Regions from separate parts of the Homo sapiens genome. Here region 1 is linked to region 2. Evidence: chromatin loops called from intact Hi-C (ENCODE). Cell type or tissue: ovary. All regions are shown on one strand. Region 1 overlaps STX8 (syntaxin 8). Region 2 overlaps NTN1 (netrin 1).

Region 1 (8,000 bases), 58 kb before region 2:
TGCTGGGATTACAGGCGTGAGCCACTGCACCCGGCCTGGCCTCAAATACTTCTACTGATCCTTCTTGCTGATAGAATCCATGCACAACAGCTTTTACGCCAACCATGTTCTAGAATTGATGGCTTGGGATCTTGTCCACTTGTTTTCAGTAGGCTCAGTAGTGACATTGTTGAATCTGCCCACATTGCCTGCAGGTCTGTGTCTCAGAGCTGAGTCGGGGTTGAAGAGCACCAGTTCTGGCTCTGAGTTTTTACTTAGGAATGCCAGCTGTTTGCTGCCACACTAACAGCCAACTCCGAAAATGGCAGCCTCCCTATGTGAAGGACCACTTTTAGGGATCCTCAGATAATCTGCTGTTCACAGGAGGACGTCTTTAGGGTGGTGAATTGTTTGGGGATAGTACTGAATCGGGGGGACATCACTGCGGCCTCATCCCCCAAGATGAAGGACAGGCTCTTGCACTGCAGAGTGTGAATACTCCTGTTTGCATACCATGTGCTCGGGGTCAGAGCTCTGCAGCCTGACTGCCCCTTTGCTCTTGTGTATTTCCTAGATCAAACTCTAAGCCCCGCTGCCACTTTTGGTAAGAGGCTCCTTTTCCACGATCCAGTGTAGAGCAACTTTGAAGTCTCTCTCTCTCTCTTTTTTTTTTTTTTTGTTCTTACTCCACCAATCTTCATGGTGCCCACAGGGCTCACAACTCTGAGGCTCTCGTGTTGCTCCTAGTGAAAGGTTAGCAGTTGACCAGTGTGCTGAGTTGGTTGCGCCCTAGTTCTGCCATTAAGCATCTCACTGCAGCAATATCCTTAAATTAGGGTTCCAAGGCCTAGAGAGGAGAGCATATGGGAGGGTCTGGGTAGAAGATGCATATCCCTTCCGTGAGAACAAATCTGAATGGCCTTTCATTGAAATGCTCTTAATTTAAGCTTTTTTTTTTTTTTTTTTCTTTTTAGGCAGAGTTTCACTCTTGTTCCCCAGGCTGGAGTGCAATGGCACGATCTCAGCTCACTGCAACCTCCGCCTCCCGGGTTCAAGTGATTCTCCTGCCTCAGCCTCCTGAGCAGCTGAGATTACAGGCACCCACCACCACGCCCAGCTAATTCTTTCGTATTTTTAGTAGAGATGGGATTTCACCATGTTGGCCATGCTGGTCTTGAACTCCTGACCTCAGATGATCCACCTGCCTCTGGCTCCCAAAGTGCTGGGATTACAGGCATGAGCCACTGTGCCTGGTGAATTTAAGCATTTTTATACATATAGGTATACAGGCTGTTGGAGGATTTTTTGAGTGCATAAATCTCAAAGTCTGTTTTCATGATAGAGTCTGTAGAGTGAGCTAGAGAAGGTTTTCAAGAAAAGCCTGGCAGCCATGTTTGGTTGTACTGAGAGTAGTTGCGCCCGATGGCAGGAGGCTGCTGCGTTCAGCTCAGAGGTCTCACTCGTGCTGTGGTGTCACACAACACGGGGGATATGGGCAGCATTGAGCACTGAAGGCCATCACACATGGGGAAGGGTCATAGCGCTTTCTATCCAAAGATTGGAGATCAGGAATGCCACGTTGGTAGCAAGAACAATTTCCAGCAGGTGAGACTAGTAGCTAATCTCAGTTGAGAAGGTACCATAAGCCGGGTAGTATGCTTGGCACTCAGCATTTTCTCTCTTTTTGTCTCCATGATGGCTCTGAGAGTGGAGGGTTATTATTCTCCCACTTTTCGGCATAGAGGATTGGGTCCCTTACTCAAATGACAGTGCCATGGTCTGAACACGTGCAGTCTGCCCTCGCAGCCCATGGTGTTTCAGCTCTTATGCCATACAGCTTCCAAAGAGGGAAACCCTGAACTCACACACGCGTTCACCCTTTCACACACTCTGTCATTTTGCCGCATACGTGGGAAGTGACACACAGTACTGGAAGCTAGTGGGCCAGGGAGCTTCAGACTGCGGAATGTTGACCACTTGAAAGTAGAGATGACCTTTTGAACACAGGAGAGCCCATTTTTTCTGCCCCGACAAAGGGGACAGGCTTCAGAGCCACACTGAATAACTATGACAAATGTTGTGGTTACTTGGGAAAAGACTTGGCTGAAAGCAAAAGGCCCACGTCTGGCCGCTCTCTCATCAGCCCCTTATTTTTCTTTTCTCCCACTGCCCTTAAACAGTCATATTTCTTCTGCCCTCCCCACCGTGGCCCTTGGTTATATATAGTCCATGTCACCTTGGAGGCCAGAGGAATGTGGAGATGAGTTGGGGGCCAAAGTAGCCTCCAGGATGACAGAGTGGCTCTCCACCCAGAGCACCAGAAGCGGCACTAGTGATCCCACCTTACTGGAAATGCATTTACCTGAATTCTTCTACACTCTTGGTGACATCGTGTGTCTACTATTTCATCCTACTTCCACCACCGTGACCTGGCTTCCTCTTGATTTCAGCCACCAGCTGGTGGCCAACACTTTGCAGCTCTCAGCCAGCACGGCGCTGAAGTAAAACGGCCGCTAATACAGGCAAGCGTCATCAGTTTCAGAAGCACACTTCTCATCTGGGCATAGAATAGTCCAGAAGGGCCATCTGAGGAAGAGCTGCTGTCCAGGAGGTGGCTCACTGCTTCTCACTTCAGAAAGGACCCCATGTCCTCACAGACCAAGCAGGCTCCGGTGCGCTGGCTGGGGCACCCCTGTTCTGGAAAGTGCTGGCACCCACTGCCAACTTCTTCCTCTCCAATCTCCTTTTTCTCCACTCCATAATAACACCCCTCTGTGTTTCCAGTTGTCATTACGTCACCCTTCATTCCAACCAACTTTTGTAATGTGTTATTTCTAAGCCTACATCTTATTAACGTTTAAGGATGGCAGTTTCCTGATGGCGTGTAGGAAGGCACCCTAGTCTTACCCGCAATGTTTCCAAATCCCACTCTAGGATGTCTGGTTTATGGACCATATCAGCACTCCCTCCCTGGTATCCCTAGGACTCGAGGGAAAGGGGGTGTGTGCCTTTCAGCCACCCCGTATGATAAGCAATAGGGGAAGAGGAGCTGGATTTTCTTTCTAGCACTTACCGCCTTCTAGTCCACTACATTAGTTACTGATCTGGGTTTTTGTCTGTCTTCACACACTGAAGCCCCCCTCCAGCGCCCCCAACAAACACACACTAGGACGTCAGTTTGGTGAGGGCAGAGCTTTTTGTCTGTTTGGTTCATTGTTGCAGCCCCAGTGCCTAGAACAGTGCCTGGCAGGTGCTCAGGCAACATGTGTTAAATCAAAAGCCACAACAGAGATGCAGGACACAGAGGATATCAGTGTTATTTCTGCTTTCCCAACCACGTCAGGAGTGAGGACCTTCTGTTTCATTTGTTGAGTAAACGTGTATTGAGCTGCTCAATGTGTAACGTATATAATGTATACAAAGTGGATAGCAAGTGCCTAGCGCCAGTAATGGTGCCGGGCATGGCTCTTGTTAGAAGCACTGTGGTGGCAGGGGCAATGTGCATTTGCCCGGGACCTGCCTGAGCCAGGCCCCCAGTGGGCCCATACACAGTGTGCCCAGGAAAGGAGGGATCCCCAGTGGGAAGGCTCTAAGCGACTAGCGTGCCCCATCCAGAGTGTTCTTGTTAGCTTTGTTTCAAGAGGGTGAGCTCTCCTGCCCCAATCTGGGCCCCAGAAACCTCTTGCCCTGGAACTGGAGCCCATCTCATATTCACTTTGACTCTTTAGGACATCTATAGTATTAATCAAAGATTGCTTGTAAAATAATAGGATATGTGACCGTGAAAGAGAAAAGTTTGGAATTTGGGAAGGTGACAGCTTTTTTTTTTTTTTTTTTTTCTTTTCAGACTGGGTCTTGTTCTCTCACCCAGGCTGGAGTGCAGTGGCACAATCATGGCTCACTGTAACCTCTACCTCCTGAACTCAAGTGATCCTCCCACCTTAGCCTCCTGAGTACCTGGGACCACAGGTGTGTGCCATCACACCTAGGTAATTTTATTCTTATTTTTTTTGTAGAGATGAGGTCTCCCTATGGAGCCTAGGCTGGTCTCAAACTCCTGGGCCCAAGAGATCCTCCCACCTCAGCCTCCCAAAGTACTGGGATTACAGGCGTGAGCCACTGCACCTGGCCTTTCTTTTCTCATCTTCTTTACTTTCCGAAGTTACTATGATATATGCATATTGTTTTAAATGCTTTTTCTACTTGAAAATTTAAAACCACATGAAGCATTACTAGTTCACTAGAAATGCCCAGAAAAGGATTTGCCTTCTTGTTCTTATATTACTACTGAGAATTGTTGTTTGCAGTTTGGCAGAACCTACCCATTCTGGTTATCTATTGCTGTGTTTAAAAAATCAGGCTGGGTGCAGTGGCTCATGCCTGTAATCACAGAACTTTGGGAGGTCGAGGAGGGAGGATTGCTTGAGCCCAGGAGTTTGAGACCAGCCCTGGGAACACAGGGAGACCTCATCTCTACACAAAATTTAAAAATTATCCAAGTATGGTGGCATGCACATGTGGTCCCATCTTCTCAGGAGGCTGACGTGGGGGGATCACTTGAGCTCAGAAGGTGGAGGCTACAGTGAGCCGTGACCATGCCACTGCACTCCAGCCTGGGCGACAGAGTAAGACCCTGTCTCAAAAAAGGTAAAAGATCACCCCAAATTTGGCAATGTAAAACAATTGTTTTGCTACACTTCACAATTCTGTGGGTTAGGAATTTGAAAAGGGCTCTGCTGCCTGGCTCTGGCTGAAGATTTTCATGCAGTTGTAATATAGTCAGTATAGTGGTGAAGCTGGAACCCAGTGGGGCTGGCTGGGCATCTCTTTTCTCTGTCTTCTCATGATCTCAGGGTCCTTCCATGTGGTCTCTCCATTTGGACTAATTGGGCTTCCTTGCAGCATGGCAGCCTTCTAGCAGTTGAACTACTCACATGGTGACTATCCTGAAGGAGCAAGGTGGAAGGGTGTGTAATCTTTATGACCCAGAGTCGAAAGTCACAGAGTGTCACTTCTGCCATATTCTGTTGGTGAGGTAGTCACAAAGGGCTTATCAGGTTCAAGGGGAGGGGACCCAGGTCCTACCTCTTGATGAGAGCAATGTCAAAGTCACATCATATGAAGAGTATGTGGTTTGGGAGAGAGAAATGCCGTCAGAAAATACAATTAGCGAGACTATCAAAATAAAAAATGCACATACTCTTTGCCCCAGGATTCCATATGTAGGAATCTATCCTACAGAAATTCGTGTACACGTGCACAAAGGTTTATGTTCAAAGATGTTTACTGCAGCATTCCTTTTCATAGCAAAAATTTTGAAATAACCTCAAAGTCTAGTAACAGGGTATCTTTTGAACAAATTAAGGTATAAAATAGTCTGCAGCCACTAAAAAGATTAAAGGTAGGTCTCTGTGAAAGACATTTAAGACAAATTAAGTGAAAAAAGCTAGTCATTAGATACTACTTATATTAGAATTCCATATGAGACGGAGTTTCATTCTTGTTACCCAGGCTGGAGTGCAATGGCGCGATCTCGGCTCACTGCAACCTCCGCCTCCCAGGTTCAAGCGATCTCCTGCCTCAGCCTCCCAAGTAGCTGGGATTACAGGCATGTGCCACCATGCCCGGCTAATTTTTTTGTATTTTTAGTAGAGGATGGGGTTTCTCCATTTTGGTCAGGCTGGTCTCGAACTCCCGACCTCAGGTAATCCACCCTCCTCAGCCTCCCAAAGTGCTGGGATTACAGGTGTGAGCCACCGCACGCACCCGTCCCTTTTTGCTTATTTTTTAGAGACAGGATCTCACTCTGTCACCCAGGCTGGAGTGCAGTCAACAGATATTTCTGTTGGGACTTTAGCCCCTTCAGAGTAAGGAGATGCAACCCAGACGGGGTGTCCTCAGAGGCAACATCTTGGGACTATCCTTTCAAGACTAAAGTAGTAAAGCAAAAGCATGCTAATATGACTTTTATGTTTTTCCAATTAACTAGACACAACTGGTGATTTTTGCTGATCACTCTGCTAAAAGATCTTGGTTGCAAATAAGCAGAGATGACTTTGGCTCGTTTAGGTTAAAAAACATGTAATTTGTGGCCGAGCGTGGTGGCTCATGCCTGTATCCTACCACTTTGGGAGGCAGGTGGATCACAAGATCTGGAGATCAAGACCATCCTGGCCAACATGGTGAAACCCTGTGTCTACTAAAAATACAAAAATTAGCCGGGCATGTTGGCACGCACCTGTAGTCCCAGCTACTCGGGAGGCTGAGGCAGGAGAATTGCTTGAACCTGGGAGGCGGAGGCTGCAGTGAGCCGAGATCTCGCCACTGCACTCTAGCCTGGCGACAGAGCAAGACTCTGTCTCAAAAAAAACAAAAAAACAAAACAAAACAAAAAAAACAAAAAACACCAAAAAACAAAGAAACAAAAAACATGTAATTTATTTGAGTGATGTTGAGTTATTTGCAGGAACCCGAGGGATGATTGAGCCAACCAAGTATAAAGACAAGTCTGAGCAAAGGCAGGGCCTGGGACCTCCCGAGCTAAGTTTGTGGCCCACCCCTCGAGTGTTACCATTACTGTGACTGAACCCCAATTGTGCTCAGTTCAAAATCCAAAATCCCTGGAGAAGAGAACCTTGTTGGCCTCACTTGAGGTCTGTTGCATCAGCTGTGCGTATGGAGGCAGGGTTAAGTTGAACAGACACGGCTACTGGGCCACCCCAGGAATATGTTGTTTCGATGTATGGAACGCAGGGCTCAATTCAGATCTACCCCATAGTCTTTTGCGTGTTGGTCAAATGATTTCCTTTTAACAAATGAGATAAGCATTTGGTGTATTGACAAAGCCTTATGGTAGCAGCGATGCCTCTCTGCCCTGCCTTTGTAGAACTTTGGTAGTAATACCCTGGTGTCGCCCTGCCAGGTGTCCCTAATTGGTGCCAGGTAAAGTATCCAAATAGGACAAACGGAGGGGTTTGTAATGCCGAATCCACAGCCTGACTGGAACCTTGCAGGAATCTTCCGACAGTCAAGAGGGAATTGTCAAAACAAGATATCCGTAACAGAGTTCCTGACTGTCTTTTCAAAGACACTTGAATTTCTGCCAGACTCCAGACAGATTCACATTCCCAGGGGTAACACACAGCACAATGAAGGGATATTTCTTAGCAAATATTGACGTGCCAGAGAATTGGCATTAAATTATTGGCTTGACAACTCCTAACCTGCTGCTCTTGGTGGCTGATATGAAGGATTATCTATTTACAATTGAATTCTGCCCTTGACTTGTGGCAGTTGCTGAGCTGAGCTTATTTCAGGGAAGGGAAATGAATAACACCTTAAGAACACAGATGGGGCCTACAAACTATTCAGCACTTTCTGTGCAGGAAGCGACAATAGCGGCAGAGTTTTTACACACTCCCTCTAAGGAACGGCTATCATCTGCAGAGTTTCGTGTTTGTGTTGGGCGTGGGTAGAGATAGGGTTGATTTTTCTGCCTTTCTCATGAGACCCGCAGACCCAGGAAGAGCCAGGTATACGTCTTTGCACCCATTGGACCCGACACACAGTAGGCACTCAACAGATAAGAGATCAGTTCTAGTGTGGGTGAGTCTAAGTCTCTTGGGTAAATCTTACCAGGGCAGTGCTGCTATTCAGCACTGGGACAGCCTCACCAGCCACTCTGACCTGACTCGCCCTGGCCGGGCCGTGAGGTCTCACATGCGGTCTCCACTGACCAAGCGGCGGCCTCACCAGAGTCCTGTGGCCGTGACTGCTGCTCCACGGCCACCTGACGCCCAGCCAGGTGCTCATGCCTGGATCCTAGACCCCAGATCCCAGGAACCTGCCTTTCACTAGGCTGCCGTCCAGCTCTCTGCCCCGTCACCTGCAGTCTTCATTCCTTTTAATTTCCTGCTTCTAGACCAGTCCTTTTTTTCTCTCATCCCAACCCCCACCCCTTCCAGGCCACCTTCTCCTGATTCTCTTGCTCCCTCTGGCCCCCAGATGTCTCTCTTCACACC
Region 2 (8,000 bases):
GCTTACAGTTTGCAGGGAGTCCCTAGGGCCTTTTCAACAATGGCAGGGGTTTGGATTTTATTCTAGAAGAATAGCATGTGCCAGAAATGTTGGGTGGTGGGCCTGTGGCTGGTTTTTATACTCTTGCTTTATTGTCTTAGGTATATTTTAAAATTTACTGCAATGAGGATACAATTCTTGTGTTAGAAAGAAAGAAACACTAAAAATAGTCTAAGGTGAGGCTTTTTTTTTTTTTTTTTTTTTTTTTTTTTTTTCAGATGGAGTCTCACTCTGTAGCCCAAGCTGGAGTGCAGTGGTGTGATCTTGGCTCACTGCAACCTCCACCTCCCAGGTTCAAGCGATTCTCCCGCCTCAACCTCCCAAGTAGCTGGGATTACAGGCACCTGCCATCATGCACAGCTAATTTTTGTATTTTTGTAGAGATGGGCTTTCACCATGTTGGCCAAGTTGGTCTTGAACTCCTGAGCTCAGGTGATCCGCTTGCCTCGGCCTCCCAAAGTGTTGGGATTACAGATGTGAGCGACCGGCCGAGGTGAGGCTCTTCTTAGCGAGGATGAGGACCATTTACTTACAAGGGGTGGGAATCCTATAGTAAATGACATCTGTATTCAACAAAGTGACATTTCTATTTCCAATCTATAGAGCTTCTGCTGTGGAGAAGTGCTACCCCCTCCCCAGGAGACAGCAGAAGAGTGTGTGTGTGTGTGTGTGTGTGGGTGTGGGGGTGTGTGTGTGTGTGCACGCACATGTGCCTGTGTGTGTGAGGTTTCATCCTCTCCCTGAATGCCAACTGTGTGCATGGTAAGGTGGCTGGGAGTGAGGACAGTGCCATAGCCAGGGTGGCTGTAGACAGCTCCCTGAGGGGTAGCCCATGAACAAGACCTAAACGGTGCAAAGGAGGCAGGGCAGGAAGGTCTGAGGGAAGAGGGTTCCAAGCAGGAGGAGCAGCCTGTGCAAAGGCCCTGAGGCAGGACCCAGCTCGGCATGGTTCAGGGACTGGATGAAAGTTGGAGTTCCTTGCACGGACGGAAGGACAGGGGCAGCAGCTGAGAGATGAGTCCCAGAGCTTGAGGGGCCATGGGAGCTGGATAGGGTTTGACTTCTTTTTTAAATGTCATGCAAAGCCACCCCAGGGGCCTGGCCTGGCCCAGGTCACCTAGGGCTGCTGGGTTTCATCACATAGGGCAGAGGCTGGCTTTTGCTCTCACCCTCTCAGGGACGGTGCCCTGACTGCCCAGGCCCCACCTCATGCCCAAGGTTACCAGAACGTGCTCTCCACTCCGTACCATGGTTACAAAGAGCCAGGGTCTGGCTCTCAGGAGCCTAGACTGTCATTCTGCTGCCTGAGCTACATTCTGTCTCAGGGACTGCAACTATGTATTCAGGTGAGGAAGCATGGGTGTGAGTTTTTTATACCGGCAAACTGAAGCACTGGGTCCTCTTCCTGCACCAAGCTGGGGTCCTCGGGGCTTCGCTGGTCAGAGGGGGCCCTGGTGCCCTGGCCCCCACCAAGTGCTGCCCAGGGAAGCCCTGCCCTTTCTTTCTGCTGCCTCCCTAGTTGTGGCCACCTTCTCTGATGGTTCCCTTTGGTGCACCAACAGGGGCAGAGGCAGGCTCCTGGAGGTGCACACAGCTGTGCAATGCACACCCAGGGCCAAGGCCTGCCTTCCTGTATACTGTCTCCTAGAGAGCCACCCACTGGGACAGCCTCAAACACCAGGCCTGAGTCTGACAGGTCCGCTCTGGCCCCCTGCAATATCGATTTTCCTTTCTTCCTCAAGAGCAAACCCTAATGTCTCCAATCTAGAATACTCTTCTTCAAAGATTCCCTTGCAGCTCACCGTGGCCATGAATCTACTTCTGGCCCCAGGACGTAAGTGGAAATCTACTGAGCAGGGCTGCAGGGAAAGGGTTCACATCCAACCTATGATCTGGGGTCATTCACCATTCCAAGTTCTTCATCAGTAAAATGTGGTAGTGATGATGGTCATAACTGCTACCCATTCACAGGATTTAGGAGGAAATGACTATGGTGCCGTGAGATGGGTAAGGGGAGGTCAGAGATGGTCTCAGCTGTGTCCTGAAGGATGAGAAGGTGCTGCCAACTGCATGTGATGGGCTCCAGGTGGCCTCCGACTCTGCAGCTGAGAGTGGAGGGTGAATGATGGCAGGCCAGTGGGAAAGGCAGGGCCAGATCCTGGGGCCTCTTGAGGCCAGGAGGAGAGCTGAGATCTGAGATGCAGTGTCCTGGGTCCAGTCCTTAGCAGATACAGGAAAATGGGTTGGTGTGGTGGGATCTGGCTGATGCAGCCCTGTCTCCGGACAGGAGCAAGGTCCCTTTCTTGGCTGTGCCACAGGCCTAGAGCCAGGCAGGGCTGGGGATGAAGAGTACATCAGGCCCAAGGGGGCGTCTACTCCTCCCCTGGAGTGCACGGTGGTAGAATCCTATTATTTGCAAAATAATATCTGGAAAAAACAGGACCTAAGCTCTTGGGTATTAGGAGAAGCCGGAGGCCATGAATGCCTTTCCCCTTGGCACTTGTGCTTGGAATCTGTTCCTGTGCCACTTCCCTGTGTAGCCTTCCTCTCAGCCCCAGGCACAAGAAAACCTCCAGGTTCTTAGCGCCCATTTCCTGGTCTGGGATTTTCTGTCTGCCTCCTCCCCTGGCAAATCGGACCTTGGTGTCCCAGCACCTAGCACAGTGCAGGTCACCGCTGACTGCTCAGCGAACCCACTGGCACATACACTCTGGACAATAAGCTGACTGCGGCTGTCTCTGTGAGACACCAAAGCTGCCTGGACCAACGAACCCACAAACACAGGCTCCCCAAACAAAAGACGTCAGCCAGCACCCTTTGCAATTATTCTGATGATACCCCTGAGACAGCCTGGGTAAAGGGCTTAGGCTTTATTTATTTATTTATTTAGAGATGGAGTGTCGATCTGTGGCCTAGGCTGGAGTGCAATGGCATGATCTCAGCTCACTGCAACCTCCGCCTTCCAGGTTCAAGCGATTCTTCTGCCTCAGCCTCCCGAGTAGCTGGGATTACAGGCACACACCACTACGCCTGGCTAATTTTTGTATTTTTGGTAGAGATGGGGTTTCACCATATTGGCCAGGCTGGTCTCGAACTCCTGACCTCATGATCCACCTGCCTCAGCCTCCCAAAGTGCCGGGATTACAGGCGTGAGCCACTGCACCCAGCTGGTTTAGGCATCTTTTAAACCTGCCAAACTCTTTGACAACAAAGAGGGCACGAGTTGGGCTGGAGAGGGTTTGAGTGGCACCAGAAATCAGAAGGCCATGCCACCTTTAACAGATGTACAGCTAATATCTGAAAAATGGGACCCTTGAGCTCTGAATCAGAAGGCTTTTCTGCAGGCCTCAGCCTGCTGTCTATGGGGTGTGGGGTGTTAGTTGGACAAGAACATCTCTTCCTGGACCCCAGGATACAATCCGCGGCTCCAGTGGCAATGGTCTCAGACTACTGATGAGCTTCAGGGCTGCAGGATGCTGGGAAGTGGAAAGGATCTAGCAGGACAGAGGGGGTGGCAGACAGGCGACCAAGGAACTCAAAATGCTGGCTCTGTGACTTACAAAGCTGTGTGTCCTTGGACACATTGCTGCACTTCTCTGAACCTCCGATTCCTCATTTATTAAGCGGGGGTGAGCGTTTGTAACAATCTTTTAAAGTTCCAGCGAGATGAAGCCCGACATGACAGGCACTAAAAAATGTTGGCTCTCATTATCTTTACTCTAGTTTAGGAGCCATGGCAGAAAAGCAATTTTATTGTATTACTGGCACATCCAATTATTTTAAACCCAAAGATATTTCTCACTCAAGTATGTCCTTGATTCACTGAATAATGGCTGACCTCTGGCTGTTCTGAAAAGCAACTCCATCTGTAGCGGATGTGGTTCCTTCACGGCACTTGTCACCCTGTGCAGTGATACATTTTTCAGTTTGGTTTGTTTATTGTATCTCTTCCTCCCCAAAGTGAAGTCTTCACTGCTGTATCCCCAGGGCCCGGGACACATAACAAGCCCTCAATAAATATTTGTTGAGCAAGTTCAATAAAAACGGGCGCAGCTGCCACCACTGTGCGGCAGACAAAGTGACCCTCAGCCGAGCAATTCCGGCACTCCCATACTCCAAAGGTGGAAGTCACCAGGCTCGAGTCTCTGTAAACAGCCGAAAAGTAAAGGCTCCAAGCAGGAATCGGAAGGGCAGAAAAAGGCAATTTTGGAAAATGCTGCAAAACTTAAAAAGCGAAGCTTGGAGAGTGTGGCTCCGTGCCTGGGGAGGAGAGCAGGAGCCGATAAATCTTCCCTCTCCAGGGAGGTTTGAAGGGCTTTGGTGTTTTGTTTGGACTTTAATAACACAGATCCTAAATCCACTGCCTTATGATGAAAATATATTTGCAGATTTAAAAATATGGGGCATTGGATTCTGAGGGCAGCTCTCACAGGAGGAGCCAGGAAGGTTCCGAGGCTGGGTGACCTCCTGAGGATGAAATCCCCTCCCAGGCTGCCTGGCCTGGAAGCCCATCCCGTGTCATTCCTGCCTAGTGCACCGGGACCCCCAAAGGGAAGGCACGGAGAGGCACGCTGGGGTGGACTTCTGGGAGGGGGCAAGCCTGCCAGGCTTTTTCTACCTGAGCCGCCCCAGCCCCCTCCCCCCGAGGGCAGGGCAGTCTGCAGCCTGGCTCAGGGGTGGGGTGGCCGGGCTGGGAGAGGTTGGGGGCTGCACTGACCATGTGAGATGGGAGCTCAACCCCTCTTCTCCACTTGGAACAAGAGGGTGCAAATGAGTCCCCAGCAGGCTCTTTCTTTTTGCTGAACAAGATGGATTGGAAAACAAATTGGCTCAAATAAAGCATGTAATTAGATTAAAGCCTCTTGCCCAGAGCATTTGGGACTGCAAAAAGCCCTCCTGACTGGAGGCAGGAGACCTCAGCTGGCTGAACCAGCTCCTGGACATCCAGAATTTTCTCTTGACCCTCAGCTGCTCAGTCCCAGTCCTCCCCAGCCAGTGTCAACTCTGCTGAGGAAATTGCTTCTACCGCGAAGTCACCCCAGACCCTGCTCTGCCACCAGTCCCAGACCTAGGGGTCACCCTGTTCCCAGCCTACAGATGCTGCCTCAGCCTCAGAGGCATGCCCCAGTTGGAGCTCAGCCCGTCTGCGGCAGGAGCAACCGGAATGGTGATGAGTCTACACCTGCCAAGCTCTCACCAAAGTGCTTTCCACCCAATGTCCCGAGTAAGCTGCACAGCCACATAGGAAGAGGCAGTTCGGGTGGTATTAGGACGGCCATGGCCATTACACACAGGAGAAAACAGAGGTACAAGTGTTCAGCATCCAAAGTCACTGGCCGGTGGGGGCCCATTCCCTAACACAGCTGCCTTCCACTCCAGCACAGGACAGAGGGGTCTCTTTCCATACACAGAGCCATGGCAACCTGTTGACTAGTGAGTACTGACCCTTAACCTCCCCCCATCGCAATGCAGGAGCTGCCCCTTCTCTCTCTCTCTCTGAGACAGGGTCTCCCTTTGTCACCCCAGCTGGAGCGCAGAGGCGCAATCACAGCTCACTGCAGCCTCGAACCCGTGGGCTCCAATGATCCTACTTAGCCTCCCACGTAGCTAGGACTACAGGTGCACACAACCAAACATAGCTAATTTATTATTTTTTGTAGAGATGAGGTCTCACTATGTTGCCCAGGCTGGTCTCGAAGTCTCAGGCTCAAGTGATCCTCCTGCTCTGGCCTCCCAAAGTGTTAGGATTACAGGCATGAGCCACTGCACCTGGCTGCCCCTTTTCAAGGGACCATCCTTTTGGCTTCCCAGCCCTCAGGCAGAACCTCCGTGTAGCTTCCTCTACCCCCATCTATTCTTGCCACCATACCCTTCCCCAAATAGTGCCCTCATGTCCATGAGGCTTCCTGCCCCTCCTCCCACCAGCCAAGCCTTTAGGAGATAAAGTGGTGTTCACAGCCTTCCAGGGGAAGTGGGCCACATTCAAGAAGTTGCTGCACTTGAGAGAGCAAGTTTCTCTTCCTGCACCTGTTTCTGAAGTTCCTCATCCAAATGGCAGATAAGTTCTGGCTCTTAATGGTAATGAAAGCCCAGGCAGGGAAGAAGAGAAAGAAAAGAAGAAAGTGTGAAACCTGGAGTTCCTATTTTGAAAGGCCTGATAATGAGCAACATATCTTCAGAAAAAAAAAAAAATGAGGGTTGACAGCACTGATGGAAAGCAAGTGAACAGGCAGCACACAGACCACCGGTTACTCTACCCAACCTCATGGCAGGCATCACTAATCAACCACAGCACCCTAATGGGGCCCAGAACTCAGTAAGGTATTCCTCATTGACGTCCTTCAACTTCCAAGCTCTGCATCCTACAGTGGCTATTTGGGAGGGTAGCTGTGTCTCTGCCTGGTATGTGAAGGGTAGGGAGTTGCTTAGTGGGGAAGCTGATGCATCCTTGCTATCCCCGATTCACTGCCATTTGCCACCGACTGATAGACTGGACGCAGGCCACAGAATCCACCCCCTTGGAACTGAAAGGGTTGCTTGGCTCACGCCTGTAATCCCGACACTTTGGGAGGCCGAGGCAGGCAGATCACATGAGGCCAGGAGTTCGAGACCAGCCTGGCCAGTGTGGCGAAACCCTGTCTCTACTAAAAAATACAAAACTTAGCAGGGTGTGGTGGTGGGCGCCTGTAGTCCCAGCTACTCAGAAGGCTGAGGCAGAAGAATCACTTGAACCCAGGAGGTGGAGGCTGCAGTGAGCTGACATGGCGCCACTGCACTCCAGCCTGGGCAACAGAGACTCTGTCAGAAAGAAAGAGAGAGAGAGAGAGAGAAAGAGATAGAGAAAGAGAGAGAGAAGGAGAGAGAGAGAGAGAGAAACAGAGGAAGAGAAGAGAAAGAAAAGGAAGGAAGGAAGGAAGGAAGGAAGGAGGGAAGGAAGGAAGGAACGGTTACTAAGGGTGGTCTATCCTTGCACTCCTGTTGCCATTCCCATTCTCTTAATCTCCCTGAATCTCCCTCATCACCGATCCTAGGACTGGACAGGACTGCCATCAGCTGAGCCTCACCTGACTTCTGTCACCCCACAGATGGCCTTATCTCCACTTTCTGGCACAGCCCAGCACAAGCCTTCCATCTGTTTCACCCTCAGAACAGCCTTCAAAACTTTTGAAGAAGGAGCCCCTCCCCTTCCAAGGCTTCCTGGTTCCTTCAAACTTAGAGGGCATGGTTTTTAGAAACCCCATTATGCTGCTTCCTCTTCCTAGACTCTCTGGTCCTCAGTTCTTTTTCTTTTCTTCCTTTTTTCTTTTCCTTTTTTTATGAGACAGAGTCTCACTCTGATGCCCAGGCTGGAGTGCGGTGGCATGATCTCAGCTCACTGCAACCTCCACCTCCCGGGTTCAAGTGATTCTCCTGCCTCATCCTCCCAAGTAGCTGGGATTACAGGCGCCCACCACCACGCCTGGCTAATTTTTTTTGTATTTTTTAGTAGAAACAGGGTTTCACCATGTTGGCCAGGCTGCTCTCAAGCTCCTGACCTCAAGTGATCTGCCCGCCCCAGCCTCCCAAAGTGCTGGGATTACAGGGGTTAGCCACCGCGCCCAACCAGTCCTCAGTTCTTGATATGAGAATTGAAGAGACCAGCCATTTCCTCCCTACTTTACAGACATCTATGTTGAGCCTGAAAGTGCTTCAGATTCTTTGGAAGGTATGATAGAAACCTCCAAGTGTTGTAAACTGGAGCCACTTATCTGTTTATCTTCATTCTCTGGAATACAGGTGAGAACTAGGCAGTAAGAGGTTCAAACAGTCAAACTACTATCACAAAGGAATCAACACATTGGCAGGAGGAGGGAACAGCTGGCAAACAGAGGGCAAAGAAGAGGCAGAAAATTATGAAACCAGCCGGGCATGGTGGCTCACACCTGTAATCCCAGCACTTTGGGAGGCCAAGGCAGGCGGAT

What was found. Peaks named below come from ENCODE experiments on the same cell type or tissue, not always from the same donor. Only the 100,000 strongest peaks of a DNase experiment are listed, where the experiment ranks them.
Region 1: a loop joins it to region 2, with 2.7 times the contacts of the local background. A loop is called at or near these places in 2 of 110 quality-filtered maps.

Annotation. Positions count from the first base shown.
Region 1 is chr17:9,260,942-9,268,941 of GRCh38, reverse strand. All of the region lies in intron 7 of STX8 (syntaxin 8), which reads left to right. Among named protein-coding and RNA genes, the nearest start is that of NTN1, 240 kb to the right of the region's middle. In ovary, no CTCF peak of the experiment used is centred here; no DNase peak of the experiment used is centred here.
Region 2 is chr17:9,203,160-9,211,159 of GRCh38, reverse strand. The region is part of intron 5 of NTN1 (netrin 1); the gene reads right to left. Among named protein-coding and RNA genes, the nearest start is that of NTN1, 190 kb to the right of the region's middle. In ovary, no CTCF peak of the experiment used is centred here; a DNase peak (open chromatin) is centred at 4,214; H3K4me3 peaks cover 667 bases.